Regions from separate parts of the Homo sapiens genome. Here region 1 is linked to region 2. Evidence: chromatin contacts called from ENCODE Hi-C or POLR2A ChIA-PET data. All regions are on one chromosome and are shown on one strand. Each heading gives the region's core, a stretch centred on a gene start or an enhancer-like site at or near the end of the contact. The rest is flanking DNA. Distances are from core to core; before and after follow the strand shown. Region 1 holds the start of LINC02936 (long intergenic non-protein coding RNA 2936). Region 2 holds the start of PGM5P4-AS1 (PGM5P4 antisense RNA 1).

Region 1 (6,643 bases), core at 2,398-4,897, 160 kb before region 2:
GGGAGTCCGAGGCGGGTGGATCACCTGAGATTAGGAGTTCAAAACCAGTGTGACCAACATGGAGAAACCCCTTCTCTACTAAAAATACAAAAAATTAGCCAGGCATGGTGGTGCACGCCTGTAGTCCCAGCTACTTGTGAGGCTGAGGTAGGAGAATCGCTTGAACCCAAGAGGCAGAGGTTGCAGTGAGCTGAGATCACACCACTGCACTCCAGCCTGGGTGACAGAGCGAGACCCTGTTTCAAAAAAATAAGAAATAAAAAGTGAGTCTTCATATTCAAATTAGTATATGAGGTTAGGCAACAATTCTTATATGGGACCAGGTATATTTAATTTGCCTTTCTTTGCAGTCATCCTAGTAAATCCTTGTAAAGGGTTATTTTATATACAATTTTGTAGTATATTCTAAATCCCCTTTGGCAAATAAAGCTGAAGTTATCTAGTGTCAGCATACTGTGATTTGTATATTTATATAAGACAAGATTGCATCATTCTGATTAAGTTGCAGCATTTTAGTTTTATCTGATAGGCCTGTATTGAGTAATCAGTAGCTATGTGCAAATATTAAGTCAACTTAATTACCAGACCCAGAAGGCCAGAGGTAATCAAAGAGTACTTTCGGAAGATGAAATATTTATAATGAGTTATGGAAACAATGTTTTAGAAATGTTTTTCTTGGTGTAATTTAATGCAGATTTTTACCTCAATTTTGTTAAAAAACTTGATAATTTGATCCCTCCATCTATTTAATATTTAATATTTTCAGATTCTAGAGTATTTAAAATTTAAACACAATTATAAAATTAATTATAATTCCTACTTATGTTAGCTATGATTTAGGGCCAAAACTACCCTGGTTTTGTCTTGCAACTTGAAACATTGTGTATTTTAAACTATATAATTTGGGAACATTATTTTATAGACTGTGGATAACCAAATATAAGATTTGTGATTTTTAATGCTTCATTTGTGTAAAATCATTTGTATATTCTATTTATAGTATGCATTTTCTAGCTCATTAAAAGTACAGAAAAACCTCAAATCTGTCCTTATACAAATATTTGATTTCTAGTTTCCTTTTATTAAAACATTTTCACTCATTCATTCTTTCACACCTTAGTCTCTAAGATGTGTCTCGGGTATTTGATAAAGTAGGTCTTCTTGTGGAGCACATCACTCAGCTTTGGAGACCAAACATTAAACACACTGAGTTGCATCTTATGCATGTTAAGGTCTAAAGCCAAAAGGTGAAATTTTTGAATAATCAAATTGCCCTTGGGAGGGTCCTGAATAAGAGACCTACATTCCATCTCATGATAAGTCCCTTCCATTGAACTTTTCCTCCAAAATTGGAATAGAAATTAGCAACAGCAGAAAGCCAATGCTATCCCTAGGATGGTGGGGTGGAGGGAGGAAGCCGTCATAAAGCTCAAGGCCAGGGTCACCCAGAGGAAGCACAACCCCCGCAGCAGAGCACAGGGGCCTTCAGGGTGCTGCAGCTGGAGGCAAAGAAGGAGGGAAAGAAATACTCTCGCTTTGCTTTGCTTTTTGCCATTGACTCCCGGTGGCAGGAGCTGACTGGAAGCCAGCTGGCACAGGAGCTTGGAGCTTGGTGGTATCCCTCTGGTGTCGACTCCCCTGACTTAGAGCAGAGCCGCAGACCTCAGGTCAAGCAGGCTCAGAATTGGCACATTTGCACTGGGGACCATATTGTATGGACAACACTTACTTTCAACAGTAGAATCACAGCCTGCGAAGATGTCACAGTACAAGAAATATTCTGGAACCAAGATCACCTTTATCCATGTCAAGTCCACTCCAGAAAGTGGAATTAGGGGAAAGTACCTGCCCTGGACTAGTATTTCGAATCCCTTCCCTCCTCTACTTACTCCCCTTTCCCTTTTTCTTCTCCCAAGCTGAGCTAAAGGGAAATGTGAAGAACATTATTGCCTCTTTAAAACCAAACATATATAAAACATGAAAAATATTTTTCAGTGACAAAAGATAAGAATGAAAGCATTCAGGATAGTGTATTCATAGAAGCTTTGGGAAAGAGTAAAAATAATTTCTTAAATTTTTTTCTTGAAAGACTGAAAATAGAATCTTAAGGAGATAGTGTTCTTAAAGCCTTGATCTGACTACTTGACTACTTATAACTTCTTTCTTCATCTACTAATTATTTTGAAAAGTCACTTAGTCATTTGTCAATCCTAACCTTTAGAGATAAACATTTAAAATCAGTTCACTAATCACAGCATTTTTTTTTTTTTAGATGGAATCTTGCTCTGTCGCCCAAGCTGGAGTGCAGTGGCGAGATCTCGGGTCACTGCAACCTCTACCTCCTGGGCTCAAGCGATTCTCCTGCCTCAGCCTCCCGAGTAGCTGGGACTACAGGCGCACGCCACCACACCCAGCTAATTTTTGTATTTTTAGTAGAGACGGGGTTTCACCATGTTGGTCAGGATGGTCTCGATCTCTTGAACTCGTGATCCGCCCTCCTTGGCTTCCCAAAGTGCTGGGATTATAGGCGTGAGCCACCGCGCCCGGCCCACAGCATCATTTTTCAAGGGTCTCTAGGGTGACCAGGTGTCCGGGTTTGCCAAGGACAGTCCCAGTTTCTACCTGCTGTCCTAGGACAATCATGAATAGTGCCCCTTTCAGTTTCAAAAGTGTCATAGTTTAGACATTAAATTACCTGACCACCCTTATATGCCCCATGTTTCTTAACATCTAGGCTGCTGACAAAATTCACATTTTCTGACTGTCAGTCTAGTGTTCTCTATACTAGACTGATACGGATCCACAAAGGAAGCAATATTGGCCAACAATTAATCTTCAGTCTTTGGATTAGTGAGAGGTGACAACGTGCTGGCAGCCGTCACAGCCCTCGCTCACTCTCCCCGCCTCCTCTGCCTGGTTTCCCAGTTTGACGGCACTTGAGGAGCCCTTCAGCCCGCCGCTGCACTGTGGGAGCCCCTTCCTGGGCTGGCCGAGGCCGGAGGCGGCTCCCCCAGCTTGCGGGGAGGTGTGGAGGGAGAGGCGAGGGCGGGAACAGGGGCTGCGCGCGGTGCTTGCGGGCCAGCGCGAGTTCTGGGTGGGTGTGGGCTCGGCGGGCCCCGCACTCGGAGCGGCCGGCAGGCCCTGCCGGCCCCGGGCAATGAGGGGCTTAGCACCCGGGCCAGCGGCTGCGGAGGGTGTGCCGGGTCCCCCAGCAGTGCCGGCCCACCGGCGCTGCGCTCGATTTCTCGCCGGGCCTTAGCTGCCTCCCCGCGGGGCAGGGCTCGGGACCTGCAGCCCGCCATGCCTGAGCCTTCCCAGCTCCGTGGGCTCCTGTGTGGCCAGAGCGCCCCCTGCTCCGCGGTGCCCAGTCCCATCAACTACCCAAGGGCTGAGGAGTGCGGGCGCAGGGCGCGGGACTGGCGGGCAGCTCCACCTGTGGCCCCTGTGCGGGATCCGCTGGGTGAAGCCGGCTGGGCTCCTGACTCTGGTGGGGACTTGGAGAACCTTTGTGTCTAGCTCAGGGATTGTAAACGCACCAATCAGCGCCCTGTCAAAACAGACCACTCGCTCTCTGTAAAATGGACCAATCAGAGGATGTGGGTGGGGCCAGATAAGAGAATAAAAGCGGGCTGCCCGAGCCCCCAGTGGCGACTCGCTGGGGTTCCCTTACCGAGCTGTGGGAGCTTTGTTCTTTCGCTTTTTGCAATAAATCTTGCTGCTGCTCACTCTTTGGGTCCACACTGCCTTTATGAGCTGTAACACTCACGGTGAAGGTCCGCAGCTTCACTCCTGAGCCGGCGAGACCACGAACCCACCAGAAGGAAGAAACTCCGAACATCAGAAGGAACCAACTCCGGACATGCCGCCTTTAAGAACTGTAACACTCACCGCGAGGAGCCACGGCTTCATTCTGGAAGTCAGTGAGACCGAGAACCCACTGAGTCCGGACACATTAGGATGTTAGAGTCCCACCTTCAAAGCATTTTTCTCCTGGAGTGGACTTTGCACAAATGGTAGGCCAATTGTGGAGTCAGTGAAGAACCAGGCTAATCCAGCTTGTTTTATTGGCCCCAGTTTTTCTTCTCAGGGCCGTAAACCAGTTATTACCAGGAAACAAAAGCAAAGTAAGTATTAAGTTTTGAATTGGTATTGAGGAGAAACATCTAAAATCAAGTCTCGCCAATCTAATTAAATTAGATTCCCAAACCGGAAGAAGCTTTGCAATTACTGCCAAAATGTCTCAGAGGGCATTAGGTTAATTGAAGCTGGAGAGGAGTGAGAAAAGAGGCAGCTGCTAGTCACTGAGAATAAGGACTCTCTATTTGCTGTGAGGTTTGTAGGGGCAGCACTTTGCTGTTGGGGTTTGGTAAGGGGATTTGTTTTAAAATTGGAATTATATTTTGTTGGCTTTTAATCATAAGCAGGGAAATACATTTTTCCTACGCCTAAGAATTTACATAAGCTAATTTGTTCCATAATTAGAAAAATCCTTGCTTTTAGCATATGGACTGTAACAATAGGGGTTGTAACTCGTGAGTCGTGTGACACATTGTTTCCCTTTGGTGAAGTTTTACTTTAAGATCTGTTGAGTATATCCAGGGAGAGAGATGAAGGTCAAGACATGCTTATTTTTACAGAGAGAGAGAGAGAGAGAGAGAAAGAGATTCATTAAACTTTGAGTTATACTTTATTTTTATTTATTTATTTTTTTGAGATGGGGTCTTGCTCTGTCACCCAGGCTGGAGTACAGTGGCATGATCTTGGCTCATTGCAACCTCCACTACCAGGGCTCAAGTGATTCTCCCACCTCAGCCTCTCAAGTTGCTGGGACTACAGGTGCACACCAACAAGCCTGGCTAAGTTTTTTGATTTTTAGTAGCAATGAGGTCTTGCTATTTTGCCTAGGCTGGTCTCGAACTCCTGGCCTCAAGCAATCTGCCTGCCTTAGCTTCCCAAAGTGCTAGGATTACAGATGTGAGCCACCGTGCCTGGCCCATATTTTACTCAGTAGGAATCTTTGCTATTTGCTATGATTTTTAATTCTTCTTGTATCTTAATTTTGCTTCCCCAATGAGTATGTTAAATGTTCTTTAAAATCTTCCTGTAAAAAAGTAAACATATTAAACAGCAGTTCTCTAATTGAATGTGCTAATTTGATAAATATTTGAGTGGATACCTACTATTTGCAAAGCTTCAAGGAATACAGTGGTGAGTAAGATAGTCTTTTTTTTTTTTTGAGACAGAGTCTTGCTCTGTCTCCCAGGCTGGAGTGCAGTGGTGTGATCTCGGCTAACTGCAACCTCCACTTCCTGGGTTTCAAGTGATTCTCCTGCTTCAGCCTCCCAAGTAGCTTAGATTACAGAAGCACATTACCATTCTTGGTTAATTTTTGTATTTTTAGTAGACATAGTTTCACCATGTTGGCCAGGCTGGTCTCGAACTCCTGAGTTCAAGTGATCCCGCCTGTCTCGGCCTCCCAAAGTGCTGGGATTACAGGTGTGAGAGACTGCACTTGGCCAATAAGATAGTCTTTAATGTCAAGGAGTTTATGATTTTTTTCTTGGCGGAGGTGATAAGAAAATATGTAAAAACAATAAACATAGGTTACAGTAGTTGGCATCAAAGGAATGGGGAAGGGCTTTTTACCAAGCTTGTCTAGCTTGTGTACCGCAGGCTGCATGTGGGCCAACACAAATTCATAAACTCTCTTTAGACATTATGAGATTTTTTTTTTTTTTTTTTAGCTCACCAGTCATCATTAGTGTTAGTGTATCTTATGTGTGGCCCAGGAAGCCAAAAGATCAGACACCCCTGCACAGAGAAAGTAGCGCTTGAGATGAACTTGAAGGTTGAAATTAAACTTTGAGAGGTATTGTTGGCAGGCAGGAGATAGGAAGCAAATAACTGCATCGAGTTGGAGAAATTTGTTGGTCTTTGGGGAAAAGCAAGTAGTTCAGTCTGGCAGGAGTTGGAATAAGTGTTAGGGAATAATGGGAAATAGAGTTAGAAAAGCAAATTGTGAAATACTGTGTATCAGTCGGCTTAGGCAGTTAAACTGCAGTAACAAAGGACTCTCCAAATCACAGCAATACTACAAGCTTATTTCTCTCTTACATTACATTTCCCTTGTGGGTATCTGTAGCTCTGCTCCATGGCTCCTTTGTTCTGGGGTCAGGCTGCAGAAGCAGCTTCGATCTGGGTTATCATCAATTCTGGCCAAGGGAAAGAAAATATGGGAGAACTGTTCAATGGTTTTCGTAGTGTCCGCTTGACTGTGGCACATGTTACAGCTGTTCACGTTTCATTGGCCAAAGCAAGTCACTTGGCCATGCCTGCCATCCCTGGGAAAGGGGAAATATAATCCTCTTACAGGAAAGGACAAAAAATATATAAAACAATTTACCAAAAGCCTTGAAAGCCAATCTGAGTCTTTTGCATTTAAATCTTTAGATGGCTTGGAGCCATGGCAAGTTTCTAGACAAGATAATATGGCTTAGTAAAACAAACAAACAAAAACATCAGGGTGTTTGTTGTTGTTGTTGTTGTTGTTGTTTTTTGAGACAGAGTCTCGCTCTGTCGCCCAGGCTGGAGTGCAGTGGCGCGATCTCAGCTCACTGCAAGCTTCACCTCCCGGGTTCACGCC
Region 2 (7,526 bases), core at 3,372-5,871:
TTGCTTTATAGTATGACATAGTTTATATCTTTAAAGGGGAATTAAAATATTTCTGGGAATTTTTAAAGGTAAGTTCACATAGCCACATAAAAACTACAGAAACAGATAAAACCTATCTTCTCATTTATTCCCTAATCCATTCAAATTAAATATAAAAATCCAAGCAGCCACAGTGATATTCAAAAAAGCAAAAGTGAGACAAAACAAAATTCATTTGTCACCTGTGGAGGTAGTTAACTCACCTAATCTTCACTCCAAACACCAGTAATTTTTAAAAGACAGAAATAAACATATGTTCTGCCTTCCCGGAAGGAACTATGTTTCAGGGTAGCCAAATAACCCAGTTGTGAAGAAAATGGTCTGCTTATAGAAAAATGCCAGCTAAAACATGTAGATAGAATTAGAGAATTAGAAATTCACCATTTTGAAACCCCTAATGAAATAATCAACTCAAGCAAGGATCATTAATAAATGCTAAAACAATCAAGTAAATATTGATACAGAACATAACTGAATATACACATGGTACAAAGTTCACGTCACAGACTACTGGCTTGACCCAAGGGGGAATATAACAGAGGAGATAGGCAGTGATCGCCCTAACCTTGCGATCCTCTCACCATCACTGATGATGGGATGTGAATACACATTATTGCCTATGAAATAGTCTTTAAAAAAAGAAGTTGAACCTGAATCTAACTAAACCTTGCAATGGGCTGAACGTGTATGTCTTCCCAAAATTAATATGTTGACATCCTAACCCCAAAGGTGCTGGTATTAAAAGGTGGGGCCTTTAGGGGTTCATTAGATCATAAGGACAGAGCACTCATGATTGGAATTAGTGCCCTTATAAAAGAGGCCCCAGAGAGCTAGCTAGTCTCTCCCACTATGTGAGGGCCCAGCAAGAAGGCCAATCTATGAACCAGAAAGTTGGTCCTAACCAGATATGAAAACCGCATGCTCCTTGATCTTAAACTTGCTAGTCTCTAGAACTGTGAGAAATAAATTTCTGTTCTTTATAAGTCATCCAGTTTTTGGTATTTTGTTATACCAGGCCTAAAAGCCTTTAGAACTAACTTCCAGTTAACCAGGAAAAAACAGAGTGAAAAGTTAAATGACACCATAAAAAGCAACCAGAAAATTCCAGAAGGGGAAATATTCTACAGGACCACTGACTAGTTTTTCAACAAGTCAATTTCATTAAATAAATACATAAACAAAGAGTGAGGGTATTTTCCAGGTTAAAAAAGTCTTGAGCTAAATAATCAAATGCAATGTGTGTCCCTTGATTAGAAGAAACTAATTTGAGCAAACCAGCCACAAAAGATATTTCAGGGAGACCAAGCTGGAAGGATCACTTGAGGCCAGGAGTTTGAGACCAGCCTGGGCAATGTAGTAAGACCTCCATCTCTACAAAAACAATAAATTAGCTGGGCATGGTGGTGTGCACCTATAGTCCTAGCTACTCAGGAAGCTGAGGCAGGAAGATCACTTGAGCCCAGGAGTTTGAGGCTGCAATGAGCTATGATTGTTTCACTGCACTTCAGGCTGTGTGAAAGAGCAAGACTTTGTCTCAAAAAATAAAAGGACATTTCATAATAATTGAGGAAATCTGAATGTGGACTGGGTAATAAATGATATAAAAAAACTATTTTTTATTCTGTTTGAAAAGATGATTTTGTAACCATACAGGAAAATGTTCTTATTTTTTAGAAATCTGCACTAAATAATTTAGGGGTAAAATATCATTTTCTTTAATATACTTTCAAACACAAGCAAAAAATAATCATGACACAAATATAGCAAAATGTTTACAATCAATGTTCTATGTTTGCCTATGAGTGCCATTAATCTCATCTCTCTGCTTTTCTGAAAGTTTGAAAATTTCAAAGTTTTATAACAAATTTTTTTACATCCCATAATTTTATAATAAATTTTTTAAAGTTTGAAGCAAATCAACAACTATAGCTTCAAAAATATTCTGACCCACAATAAACATTGAACAGGGTATATTTCTCCCATTTCCTAAAAAAGTTGGCCCAGGAAGGAGTATGAGAGCTGCCATAGCTCTCCCAAGGCTCATTATTCTCCATCACTCCATGGGAAATCCCAAAATAAATTTTTAAAAAAGTTGTTTAAATTTATAATGTTTTTGATTCTATAATAATTTTATAATAAAATAATTTTATAATGTTTTTGATTTTATATTTTTAATTTATAAAAATTTTTATACATGTTTATGTTTGAAATGTCTATTTCAAACTTTATGAGATATTAAAATATAAGTAATATAGTTCATCATTTTAGAAATGCCATGCTTTTCTTCTCCAGCAATTACATAATCAAAGAGTAACTGTAGTTTTTCCTAGAACATTGCTTTGTAGGCTGGGCATGGTGGTTCATGACACTTTAGGAGGCCAAGGCAGGCAGATCTCTTGAGATCAGGAGTTTGAGACTAGACTGGGCAACACAGAGAAACCCTATGAGTAGTAAAAACACAAAAATCAGCTGTGCGTAGTGGCGTGCACCTATAGCCCCAGCTACTCAGGAGGCTGAGGTGGGAAGATCACCTGAATCTGGGGAGGTCAAGGCTACAGTGAGCCAAGACTGTGCCATTGCACTCCAGCCTGGGCACAAAGTGAGACCCTGTCTCAAAAAAAAAAATGAAATTTAATTTAAAAAAAGAAAATTGCTTTGTAAAATTAACTTTTTCAATCAAAACCAAGATTTTTCAGATATAGAGAATGCAGCCCACTGGTCAGATTTGTCAGTTCAAAGAGAATAAATTCTAGTTTCCTATTTTTCTAGCCTGCTTATGATTATCCAATAGGATATCAAAAAAGACCAAAGCCTTTGGGATCCAAGTTCAGTATTCCTGAGTCTAACTCAGGATGCCAAATCAGGAGACAAGCACATTCTCATCAATTTTCAATCATTCGAGACCAATTTTGCTTATAATTATCCAGTTCTTTTCGACCACCTTTCTCCTGAAGCCTTATGGCTATTCACTTCACTTTAGCATAAGCCCCCAAGAAGGTGAACAAAATGAGGAAAAGATTGGTTAAAGTTGGCTGTTTGAAATTCTGAAACATGTCCACCATTCCCTTCACCCATGCCCACCCCTCTTAGAAGTAGTACTTTCAGATTATTTAAGAGTCGATGCTTCTATGTGGATTTTAATTTGTCATCTGTCCTTTATAACAGCTAGTAGGTTTAATTTGACTCTATTTTAAGCATATATTGACCTATGCTAATTATCTGTTAAAATAAATTCCACTCTTAGAGTTAATAAAGTGTGTTTGTCATGGAAGACCCATTGAAGTAAGAAGCTGAGGAGCCCTTATGGTAAAGTGGGACAAGAAATAATAAGACATAATAATTTTCCCATGCAAATCAACAACCGTAGCTTCAAAAATATCCTGACCCACAACAAGTATTGGACAGGCCCTGTTTCTCTCACTCCCTAAAAAATTGGCTCGGGAAGGAGTATGAGAGCTCCCATAGCTTTCCCAAGGCTCATTATTCTCCATCACTCCACAGGAACAGCCTGTCAGAGAAGAGTGAAAGACCATTTGTCAACCTCTCTTCAACTCCCTGATTCTAGCCAAACTTCATCAATCCCAACTGAGGAGCCAGAGAGAAATCAAACCCCATATATGCAGCATCATTGTCTACTGGAGTCAAAAATCACAATTCCACTACCCACCCCAACACCACTGGCCCTGTTTCTCCCAATTGCTTTTTATTGTGTTTTTAAAAAATCCTCTTTCCCCATCCCTGCAACACCGAGAAGGAGGAATTATAGTAGATAAATATGAAGCATGGAGATCCTTTAAAAGTGTTTTTAATAATAAATGAGAAAATGAAAAGGAGAGGGTTGGGAAGGAAGGAGGGAATTCAAATGCCAGAGAATTGTTCAGTTTCGCTTTTAAAGATGTTAACACTCATTTATACATCTGCAAGACACTCCCCTTAAAGAAAAGTTCTATGAGTGTGGGTCTGGTTGCATGAATAAGGATAAAATTACTTTTTTAGACGATGTTTCCCACATATAATTCAGAGACCCCTGAAATTAGGTATCCCTCTTGTAGATGTCCTTGAGATGCTGCTGGACCTGGGAAAGAGGAAACTGGGATATGGGTCTATGCCAAAAGGTGCTTCTAGTTACAGGACAGAGAGGAAAGGGGCAGAGGGAGAAAAACCTGAAGTCTGAGAATCTGGATTGCAGAAGACTACCGAGGTCGTGGGAGAAGGGAGAGAAAACAAGGATGAAAACCGAAAGGGGAAGAGGCATGAAATGTTGCCAGATGTCAAAAGGCATTTGGAGAGAAGTTGGGAATTGCATTAAGAAAACCACTGCAAATCTCATTTCAGACCATTTAGAGATATGCCCCCTGGGAACTGCGAGCTCAGGCTGTTTAGCATCAAACAAATGGATCCACTCCATCCCCACCCTAATTAAATAAATCATTCAGTAATTCCACTGGGTTAAAGAACCAAAATATTAAAAACCTTCAGGGCCTACTCTTGCCAAATATGTCAGGGATCGTGTGTGTGTGTGTGTGTGTGTGTGTTCTGAGACACCACTACTGTTAAATAGGCAGAGCTAAGACTTAGGGGACTGGCAGACTATTGCAAAAAGGGCACGGGGCAGAGGGACTATGTTGTGAGCCTGCGAAAGAAGTTTGTGTGGGGACTGTGGGCAGTGAACGCGTTGGGAACAATATGGAAAACTGGGAGCCGCCTTGGAATCTACAGGGCCGGGTAAGAGAATGTCCGAAAGAAAAATGAGCAGGTGCGGGATGTGCGCAGAGTCGGAGAAGAGTCCAGGGCGCCCGGAGTGGCTCCAGGAACGACGGAAACCCCTCAGGGCTTTTGGGGGCGGTGGGTACTAATAGAACCCAGTGTCCGGGGTGCGCCGGGGAGGCTGCGAGCGCGGCGGGAGTGGGGCGCTGGAGGGTGAGGACGCGGGAGTGAGGGAGCAAAGCCGGGCAGGGGCCTCCCAGCTGGGCCCGGAGGCAGCAGGCGGACAAGGGCCAGGAGAGGGCGCGGCGGCGGCGCGGCGGGAAGCGAGGGGCATCCGGACACTCGCCCCGTTGGCCGCGGCCATCGGCCCCCCGACCTCGACGGCCGTCCTGCCGAAGTACCTGCCGTCGCTGCCCACCCCCGTGGTGCGGCCCTGACGGTCGCGCAGGTCGACGGACGACAGCGCGCTCCGGATGAAGTTGGGCGGGTAGCTGCGCTGGCCCTGGAAGAGGCCGGTGGGTCGCCGGTCCTCGCAGGGCGCGGTGGGCACTGTCCGCACCGGGATGCGACTCCCCTCCGCGGCGCCTCCCGGCCGGTCCTGCTGCGGCTCCCGGGGCCGGAGGGAATCTGCAGCCGGCCGGGGGCCTCCGCCAGCCTGGCTGCGCGCCGGGACTCCGCCTCGCGCCCGGGCCCCTCTCCAGCAGGTCGGCGCCCCGCGCCCTGCACCCGCCCGCCTGGGGACCGCCCGCCCCTCCTCTCCGCGCGGCCGCTCGCTGACTCCCTCGGCAGGGATCGCTTCTGCCTCGCTGCCAAGTTTTCTCCCGCCCACCTTCTCCGCTGCCAGACCGCCCGAGCTGCCCTCAGTTTCTCCCCAAGTTGGACTCACTTTCGGGGTGTCCCACAAGCCCGATCCCAGAGCCTGCTAGCCCGACCCCGGCGACGCCTCCACCCGCGCCTGGCCGCAGCCTCCACCCGCGCTCGCCGCCCTCCGGGGCGCACCCTCCGCCAGAAAACAGCCGGCGGGCGGCGAGACTTCGGGCAGAGTGCGGGCTCCTCTCCGGCGCCAGGCCCGTCCCCTGTCTCCCTGGGAGTGCGCAGCCTACACGCACCAGTTTCTCTTTAGAACAAGGACTGGGAGGGATTTGCGAGGGGGCTGAAACCTTTTGCCATCAGCGAACAGCCTCAGCCAAAAACAACCCTGGAAAGGCGAGCTAAGAATGGTTATCTCCTGCCAGCGCTGAAATCGGAGGCCGGGCGCTGCGTGTGGGGTGTGTGTGTGTGTGTGTGTGTGTCTGTGTACCCTCCCACCCCGACCATTTGTTGAAGGGAATCACCACTGTCAGACTTCAATCCAACAGGACCCACTCGAGCCATCCACACTTGCCCCAGCCTCCTCCAAAACAGCACACTTTCCGGTATGGACAATTCTTTTTTTTTTTTTTTTTTCACTTATTTGTTTGTTGTGGTGGTTGCAACAGCAGCAACACAGACGACACATATTTCCCTATTCTTCTCGCCCTTCTCACCCTCCCTACCCAGCTCCTGCCTTAGAAACAGGCTTGGCCTACACTGTATCTGTCCACACTGTCTGAACTCTTCCCTGAATTAATCGTTTTCAGTAGGAGGGGGCTAAATCCCTTATTAATGCCCTACCAGGAGTGAATGAATAAAGCCAAGTTAAAGGAGAACTGGGTACCAGATACTGTGCTAGGTTTCTTTGCATGTACCCTTTCATTCTGCTGGAGCTAAAGATTTTCTGCCTCCTCTCCATAAAACGCACCCAAACTCCAAAACCAGGAAATTCTCCATAGAAAATAGGAGTGAAGAGAGAAAAGACTAACAGGATAAAACCCAAAGCAGGAAGAAAGTTCTATCTCCCATTTCTCTCAAGGAATTTTTGGACCCACCAAGGCTACTGTCCTGAAATATCCTGCTGCTTCTCCTTCCCCAAATATTGTCCACTTCCTGAGAGTAAGGCTGACTTGCCACAGGCTTATAAAGTGTTTGGTCACAGTAAGACAACTGTGAGTAATAACACACATTGTATACTGTTTTGCAATTGATAAAAGGCTTTGCATCTGTTTTTCCTTTGGAGGCTGAAGAAAAGAAGAATGGTATTCACGCAGTTCCCATTTTACAGATGAAAACAAGAGGACTTTTTCTGTGAAGTCAAGAAAGTGGTTACAATGGTACTTTCAGCCTGTCCGAATTATGTATTGCCCCTCCCCTTTTTATTAATAACATTGAAGTGTGATGGGACAACCACTGAAGCCGTCAGTTGAAACCTGCTGGGACTTTTTAGCCATTCTCTTCAACATAAAGAATGGGTGTTTTTGGAGGGGGTGAGAGGAATGGGGAAATGTTGTCAAAGAGTACAATGTTTTAGTTGAGACAGGAAGAATATATTTTGTTGAGATCTACAGCACAGCATGGTGACTGTAGTTAACAATGAAGTATTGTGTATTTCCAAATTGCTAAGACAATAAATTTCAAATGTTCTCACCACAAAAAAGATAGGTTTTGAGGTGATGAATCTATTAATTCTCTGGATTTAATTATTCCACAATGTATACATATATCATAATATCACATTATACCTCCGTAAATACATACAATTTTAATTTGTCAATTAACATTTTTTAAATAGAATAGTGTGGCCAGTCGGGGAGGTAGTTTTTTTTTTTTTTTTTTTTTCCTCTAGTCTCTACTCAGTCTCCAAGATCCCATTCCCCATAAAGTTCCTGTCACCCAGGTGGAGTGCAGTGGCACAATCATGGCTC

What was found. A loop is a pair of places that touch in the nucleus more often than their neighbours do. ChIA-PET counts read pairs that join two places held with the same protein, here RNA polymerase II (POLR2A). Pooled maps may share reads with other maps.
Region 1: a pooled map shows a loop between it and region 2 (2.3-fold over the local background). The contact joins the promoter of LINC02936 here to the promoter of PGM5P4-AS1 in region 2. A Hi-C loop is called at or near these places in 1 of 168 maps with a recorded cell type or tissue (A673) and 6 of 50 pooled maps. POLR2A ChIA-PET finds 5 or more read pairs at or near these places in 1 of 52 experiments (activated B cell).

What each region holds. Positions count from the first base shown.
Region 1 is chr2:113,701,178-113,707,820 of GRCh38, reverse strand. It overlaps LINC02936 (long intergenic non-protein coding RNA 2936), which reads left to right and starts at 3,647. Exons shown (of 3, transcript NR_186169.1): 1 at 3,647-4,124. SLC35F5 (solute carrier family 35 member F5) reads left to right here. Exons shown (of 16, transcript NM_025181.5): 16 at 1-1,112.
Region 2 is chr2:113,539,785-113,547,310 of GRCh38, reverse strand. It overlaps PGM5P4-AS1 (PGM5P4 antisense RNA 1), which reads left to right and starts at 4,621. Exons shown (of 3, transcript NR_121186.1): 1 at 4,621-4,764. It overlaps LOC124908046 (EZH inhibitory protein-like), which reads left to right and starts at 4,803. Exons shown (of 3, transcript XM_047446881.1): 1 at 4,803-4,884; 2 at 5,007-6,161; 3 at 6,842-7,282. The coding sequence starts at 4,803. The coding sequence ends at 5,869. It also overlaps the pseudogene PGM5P4.